Linked DNA regions of Homo sapiens: regions 2 and 3 are each linked to region 1. The links are chromatin loops, found by intact Hi-C in ENCODE. Cell type or tissue: dorsolateral prefrontal cortex. All regions are shown on one strand.

Region 1 (2,500 bases):
CTCAGGGTCACTTAAGAAACCGCCCAGCACCAGCAGCTACAGCCAGGACCCCTGGGTAAGGGGCAAGTAAGTGGCCCAAGATGGGCCACAGGGCACACTGCATGGACCTCACAGAGGTAAGATTTCATCAGAAGACAAAAGGGACATGTTCGTCCCCCAGCTGCAGGGGCTGCTGAGTGCACCATCCCCCCGGGCCTGGCTCCCCACCTCCGCAGCTGGGGGGCTTCTTTTTTTTTTGAGATGGGGTTTCGCTCTGTTGCCCAGGCTGGAGTGCAGTGGTGCGATTTTGGCTCAGTGCAACCTCTGCCTTCTGGGTTCAAGCGATTGTCCTGCCTCAGCCTCCCGAGGAGCTGGGATTACAGCTGCGTGCCACCACATCTAGCTGATTTTTGTATTTTCAGTTGAATCAGGGTTTCGCCATGTTGGCCAGGGTGGTCTCAAACTCCTGACCTCAAGTCATCTGCCCGCTTTGGCCTCCCAAAGCCAAAAGATTACAGGCACGAGACACCACGCCCGGCCTGCAGCTGCCGTGGCTTCTGCCATTGCTAAGCTGCGCCCTCCACCTCCCCACTGCACGTGTGGACCCTGACTTCCTTCCAACCCACCCTCTATGCTTCCACTGGCAGAGCAGAGCTGCTTTCTGTTGCTTGCAACCCAGGACTTAAGGCACCCCCCGAGGAAGGGTCAGCTGTGCAGTGGGGGAGCTGGGCCTGCAGGCAACACAGCCTGGCGGTGAAACTTTAGGCATGGCGGGCAATGGAGGGAACCTGCAGTCAGGTGGACACCCCAACAAGACTGGGGTCATCACAGCTCCTCGTGAAGCCCCTTCTCTCTGCCTCCAAGCCCTGGGTAGACACTGCATGTGCTGTTAACATGAACATAAACCAATCAACCTGAGTTGCCAACATTCACACGGGCAGATGCATCTGATGCCTGCCAGAAGGAGGCCAGAAGCTGAGTTTTCTTGGCCAGAGCGGAAACAGGCTGAGTGTCCAGACGCAGTGGGAGTGGAAGCCAGGGTGAGCTGGTTTCTAGGCCAGAAAGACCCAGGGAGTCCTCGGATGCCTAAGGCCAGGACTCCAAGGAAGGAAGACATATCTGTCTGTCCACAAGGCATGAGAAAGACCTGGGAGAACAGGGGCCTTTTCCTGGCCTGCAAGTTCAAAGGTTTCTTTCTGGGCTGCACGCAGCAGCAGGGCCTCCAGTATTATCAACCCCACTGGTGGGAACCCCCTGGACCCCAGAAGTCCCTGCAGCCGCAGCTTTTTCCTGCCCAGCAGTTCTCACCACTAGGGGTCAGCATTGGACAAGGAGACCTAGGCTAGGCCCACGGATCCTGCCCCGGCCTGTCCTGGGGCCTGGCCCTTAGTAAACCATCCTGCCGTGGTTTTACCACGTCCAGGAATCCAGGCCCGGTGCCAAATGCTTCTCCTGCTTTATTTCTTGGAAATCCTCACAAGAGCCCCACAAAGCACAGTCCACTCTTGAACAACGTGGGTTTGGACGGCATGGGTGCGTGGGTCTGATTATCGGCGGATTTTCTTCTACCTCCGTCACCCCGAGACAGCAAAGCCAATCCTTCCTCTCCCTCCTCCTCCTCAGCCACTCAGCGTGAAGACAACGAGGATGAAGACCTTGATGATGATCCTCTTCTTCCACTTAATTAATAGCAAATATATTTTCTCTTCCTTATGATTCTCTTTTTTTTTTGAGACGGAGTCTTGCTCTGTTGCCCAGGCTGGAGTGCAGCGGCTTGACCTTGGCTCACTGCAACCTCCGCCTCCCGGGTTCAAACGATTCTCCTGTCTCAGCCTCCCGAGTAACTGGGATTACAGGCATCCACCGCCATGTCTGGCTAATTTTTGTATTTTTAGTAGAGACAAGGTTACACCGTGTTAGCCAGGCTGGTCTCGAACTCCTGACCTCAGGTGATCCACCCTCCTCGGTCTCCCAAAGTGCTGCGATTACAGGCATGAGCCACCACGTCCGGCCTGATTCTCTTAATAACATTTTCTTTGCTCTAGCTTACTTTATTCAAAGAATACTGATATGGTTGGCTCTGGGTCCCCAGCCAAATCTCATCTCGAATTGTAATCCCCACGTGTCAAGGGAAGGACCAGGTGGAGGTAAGTGGATAATGGCGCTGGTTTCCCCTATGCTGTTCTCGTGATAGTGATAGAATGCTAACGAGATCTGATGGTTCATAAGCGTGTGGTAGTTCCTCTGCATTCATTCTCCCTCCTGCCATCCTGTAAAGAAGGTGCCTTGTTTCTCCTTTGCCTTCCGCCATGATTATGAGTTTCTGAGGCATCCCCAGCCATTCGGAACTGTGAGTCAATTAAACCTCTTTCCTTTATAAATTACCCAGTCTCAGCTATTTCTTTATAGCAGTGTAGGAATGAACTAATACAAAGACAGTACACGACACAGTGAACACACAAAAGATGTGCTCGCTGACTGTTCTTAGTAAGGCTTCTGGTTAACAGTGGGCTACTAGAAG
Region 2 (2,500 bases), 430 kb after region 1:
TCTTGCAAGTTGCGGAGGCTGGTGGCGAAGCCACAGCCTACACGTTGGCCATACGATTGGAACCACAAGCCTCACTTCCCTCATGGAAGTGAGAAGTCCCCTCTGCTCCTCTTTTTTTTTTTTTTTGAGATGGAGTCTCACTCTGACATGCAGACTGGAGTGCAGTGGCACGATCTTGGCTCACTGCAGCCTCTGCCTCCCGGGTTCAAGCAATTCTTGTGCTTCAGCCTCCCAAGTAGCTGGAATTACAGGTGTGCACCACCACACTGGGTAGTTTTGTATTTTTAGTAGAGACAGGGTTTTGCCATGTTGGCCAGGCTGGTCTCGAACTCCTGGCTTGAAATAATCTGCCCGCCTTGGCCTCCCAAAGTACTAGGATTACAGGTGTTGAGCGCCACCATGCCTGGCCCACTCTGCTCTTCTTTAGCCTCTTAGTTGCAGGCTCGAGGCTAGAACCCAGGTCTCTGGATCCCACAATGGGGCTTTCCTCTGCTGCTCTTCCCTCCTCTGGTTTCCAGCAGGTGGTCGGCACCTTACTTGTCCGGGTATCCTGGGCGCTCATCACAGTGCTCTGTCAATCATAGAGTGCTTCATGAATGTTAGCTGACAAAGAAACCAAAGAATAAACTCAATTTCCTTCCTCAGTGCCTGCAGGGATACTGGAGACTTGTGAACATTTGTTAACGACATTTACAGGGGAATTGGCAAGTGCCAAGTACTGTGCTCTGCACATCACACACATTCTACCTGAATCCTACAACAGCCGTGGGAGGTCAGGACCAGCATTATCCCTACGAGGAAACCAAGGCCTATTTTAGTAAAGCAACTTGCCCGCCTCACCGAGCTAGGAAGTGTTAAGAGACAGCATTTGCACTTGGCAATGGACTCCAGAGATCTCTGTCCTGTGCTATAGATGCTGAACTTCCCTGCATCAGCATCTTAGTTTGTTCAAACAAATCTTTCATACAAAAACCCGGGAGGCCCTTGTCCTAGAAATTACTGTCTCTCAATGTTTCTCTGGGTTGTATTCAAATGACAACATACCGTGGCTGCCAAACTTGTCATTTTCTTTAGTGGTCAATCTTGAAAGCAAAACACCATGAACGGAAAAGTCCTCCCAACCAGATCACATTTGGTTTTGCGCATGTATTTTTCTCCTGAACATCTAAACCCAGCGCGGGAGGTGCTTTGCCAGCAGGCCCAGCAGATGGTCACCCAGGCTGGGTCCAGCCTCATACTGACCATGTCCTGCTGCAGAGCTCTCATCCTTAGCAAAGTTTGGCCTCTGCCTCTCTCTAATGTTCACTCCCAAGTCCTGCAGAGCCCTCCAGCCAAAGATGAACCAAACACGAAGGAAGAGAAATGAAAACCAGTTTCTGGACTCTTCCAGGTGATTTTAATTGCAGGGAATAAACCACTGTTAAAAGGAAGGCTTACTATAAAGAGAGTGGTTTATTATAAGACAGCTTAGGGTGTTTGCAGAGGAACAGGGAAATGGTTTTGTAAATGCCATCTTCTCTAATAAATCTGAATGCTGCTGGAGAGATTAGGCCATTATCCAGTGTTGGCATAAATGAGAAAATGATATGACGGATCACATGCTTGAGGGGTTTTAGGACATTGCTGGAGATGAGGCAGGGTGACACTAGTTAGTGATGGCAGTTGGCCAATTGCATCGTATTCCCGGAAATCTAGCATGGGGCCAGTTCTGTTATTCTGACCATAACTGGTGCTTTCTGGTATTCATACCAGGAAGTCACTCTGCAGAAATTTTGCAGAGTTTTCTGAAAGCCAGGGGCCCAAATTACAGGTTAATCAGTTGTGTCACAGGGAGGCAGAGTTGGGTTTGAAGAACAGAGGAATCCCTTAAAATCGGCAGAAGACTCAAAGTCCCAGGGCAGAGGCCATAGTTTTCCAAGGCACTTGTCAAGCACCTCACTGCACCTGACATTGTTCAGCACTGCACTGATCCGGGCCCAACCTGTGGGCCGCAGAGACTCTGGGTGGCCAGAGAAGGTGACGAGAAGTCCAAAATCCACACATCTCCAACCTGCTGCCTATGGGCACAATGAATTATTTTTCTTGCATGTATGTACCATTAGTTTTCAAATATATGCAATACCGAAGCTGTAACCATTTGACAAAGCTACTGAATTCATTGTAATCTTTTGCATTTATGTATTTTCTCCAACAGATAGCAAAAATATGACTACTAAAATGTAGGAGCCAAAATTTTCTTTCTCTCTTCATTAAAAACACTAGGAATCACTATTCAGTGGGAATATGGATGGCAGAAACATGAAATCCAGATGTTAACTTGTGGTATGGAATAGCCATCTTGATTAAAGTTTAAACTATTGAAAACTGGCCCCTGGCTAATGTTAATACTGTGTGCCTGCTCACCAGGGAAATGATCATTTTGTTGGTGGGAGTTTGCGGCATACTATCTGTTTTCCCTCAGAGTACAATCCCCGGCCTCAGCCTGCCAGCCTCTGTGAGT
Region 3 (2,500 bases), 440 kb after region 1:
GAGTCCAAGATAACTCAGTCCCCATCTTATTAAATCTGTGGTCTCTGGGCCTATGTGCCCAATCTCTCACAATAGATGGAGACAGAGAGAAGCGAGGAAGAAGAAAGGAAGAAAAAAAGAGGAAGGGAAGGCGTTAAGCAAAATAGCAAAACCGTCCTACTGGCATGTCTTTGGGCTACCTGATAGTGACATCTGGATATTCTCGTCTTAACGAAGCGAGCAGATTTCAGGGTCAGTCAAACGTGTGAACCTGTGTTCTAATCCCCTGTTTTTCTGTTCACTAGTGGACTACTTTCCAGAGCTTGGAAAAGCAACTTAACCCTTCTAAGCTTCAATGTCTTCATCTGTGGAATGGAGAGGATAACAATATCTAACTCTCTGTAATATGAAGGTAAATTGAGGAAATGTTTGTTGAGCTCATCACAGTATCTGGGAAAGCCTCAACGAACACTGGCTATTGCTCTTATTGCCCCCTTGGATGATCTCAAAAGTCACTCTGCCTCCCCAGTTCTGATCCTGGAACATCCCTTTTGCTAAAAATGAGCCATAACCCCACTAAGAAGCTCTGGGGTCCACTGTTCCCTTTCCCATAAAGGTAGGAAAGTCAAGTCCCCTCTGCGATTCTCTTTGGTCACAGCCCAGCAGTGAGGCAGAGAGAAGAGATTCTCACGTTTGAACATGGCTCAGCACTAAGCAGTCCTCTTACCTCTGGCCAGACAGGAGTCCCTGCTGGCTACGGATTCTTCAGAAGTGACAGAGCATATTTTGTCCAGCAGAACTCTGAGGATTGACGATGAATGAGTTAGTGTCTGACATGCAAATCCTAATTATAATTGCCACAATGCCAACATTAGAACAATAACAGTTTCTTGGGCAGTAATGGGAAAAAGGATGCCAAGCTCCAGAGCATCCTGGTGGAGACGCCAGGCAGTCTCTGGAATCACACTGGCTTGTGTTTGTATCCTGGCTCTGCCACTTGCTAGCTCGGTGACCCTGGGCAAGTCATGTGACCTTTGTGTGCCTCAACTTTCTCATCTGTAAAATGACAAACACTGTACTTACCTCATAAGGTGGTTTAAAGGATTCGTTGAGGTATTATAGGTAAAGAATTTGAAACAGTGCTTGTTATATGGTATGTAAGCACTCAATTAAAATCATCTATCATTAAATCAATGATCCTCATGATACCATGTATAAAGTAGACCAAAGTCCACACACCCCATCATTTAGTATTCACCCATCCATCCATCTATTCATTCAGCAAGTATTTACTGAGCTCTTACATTATGTACAAAGCACTGCTCTAGGTGGTGAGGATACAGTAAAATATAGATAAAACTCCCTGACCTCACAGAGCTGTCATTCCAAGACTAACAATTGAAGTCTCCCCTAACACCACTGCATAAAAAGCAGTTCGCAACCAGGGATAATTTTGACCTGAAGGGGACATTTGGCAACTTCTGGAGACATTTTTAGTTGTCACAACTGGAGTGTGAAGGGTTCTACTGTCATCTAGTGGGTAGAGGCCAGGAATGCTGCTAAATATCCTACAACACACAGGACAGCCCCCTGAGAACACAGAATTATCTGCTCCACATGTCAATAGTACTGGGGCTAAGAAACCCTAGCATGAAGGTATCTGTTTGAGGTTAATAAGTCCTCTGTTGGGCATGGTCTTGGGGTGCTAGAGGCTACTGAGGCCACAGAGAGAGAACTCAGGCAAAAGAAAAGACATGGGATGGATGGAGAATAAGGCTGCCACAAGACTCTGGCTTTGCCTGGACTCATCCTTCCCAAGAGAGATGAAACACACGAAGTCCAAGAAATTGGAGGCTCCAAGTCCAGGATCAAAATAGTCCTTTTTATTAGTGATAAGTGGCCCCTGGGCTGCCAGTCTTGCAAACAGAATCCAGTCCCTTCTTTGTCAGTTGATGGCTGAGAGGCTGGTTGATTGCCTAACTCTCAAGCATAAGACTTTACCGTAAGGACCCAGGAACTACCACCAGTCTAGGGAAACAGGAGTTTAATCAGGAGTAGAGACAAGGCTACAGCTCCCTGAACCTCCCTAATGCAACAAGCCAAAGGATGCTTCTGACTTAGGAGGCAGGGCAGAGAAGCATACACAGGTTTAAACAGCAGAGAGACCTAGTGGGTTTGCATTCCTGGCTCAGTCATGTGGCAGTTGAGTGATCCTGGATGTCAAAGTGGAATGAATAAGAACACAGACTCTAGAGCCAGAGCTTGGTCACTTCCTGACCATATGCCCTTTGGCAAGTAAATGTGTCATCTCTGTGCCTTAGTTTTCTCCTATGGAAAATGGGTACGAGCATGGTACCTGCCCAATAAGTCATTATGAAGACTGAATGCATTCCTGAAATGCATTAATCCAGAAAATCACTTAGAACAGTATCTGGCTCAGAGTACACACTATGCTGAAGTCTGCTACTATCATCCCCATTGTAGTCATCACTATCTCACTGCAAACAAGTGATTTAGTTTC

The links. Peaks named below come from ENCODE experiments on the same cell type or tissue, not always from the same donor. Only the 100,000 strongest peaks of a DNase experiment are listed, where the experiment ranks them.
Region 2: it touches region 1 in a loop (5-fold over the local background); 10 of 110 quality-filtered maps call a loop at or near these places.
Region 3: it touches region 1 in a loop (6-fold over the local background); 10 of 110 quality-filtered maps call a loop at or near these places.

What each region holds. Positions count from the first base shown.
Region 1 is chr1:15,045,508-15,048,007 of GRCh38, reverse strand. All of the region lies in intron 4 of KAZN (kazrin, periplakin interacting protein), which reads right to left. Among named protein-coding and RNA genes, the nearest start is that of TMEM51-AS1, 110 kb to the left of the region's middle. RefSeq lists an enhancer at 1,168-1,397. In dorsolateral prefrontal cortex, CTCF peaks have their summits at 1,097 and 1,297 (motif pointing right); a DNase peak (open chromatin) is centred at 1,337; H3K27ac peaks cover 1,461 bases.
Region 2 is chr1:14,613,252-14,615,751 of GRCh38, reverse strand. All of the region lies in intron 1 of KAZN (kazrin, periplakin interacting protein), which reads right to left. Among named protein-coding and RNA genes, the nearest start is that of KAZN, 16 kb to the right of the region's middle. In dorsolateral prefrontal cortex, no CTCF peak of the experiment used is centred here; a DNase peak (open chromatin) is centred at 1,213; H3K27ac peaks cover 2,091 bases.
Region 3 is chr1:14,605,837-14,608,336 of GRCh38, reverse strand. The region is part of intron 1 of KAZN (kazrin, periplakin interacting protein); the gene reads right to left. Among named protein-coding and RNA genes, the nearest start is that of KAZN, 8.4 kb to the right of the region's middle. In dorsolateral prefrontal cortex, a CTCF peak has its summit at 1,480 (motif pointing left); no DNase peak of the experiment used is centred here.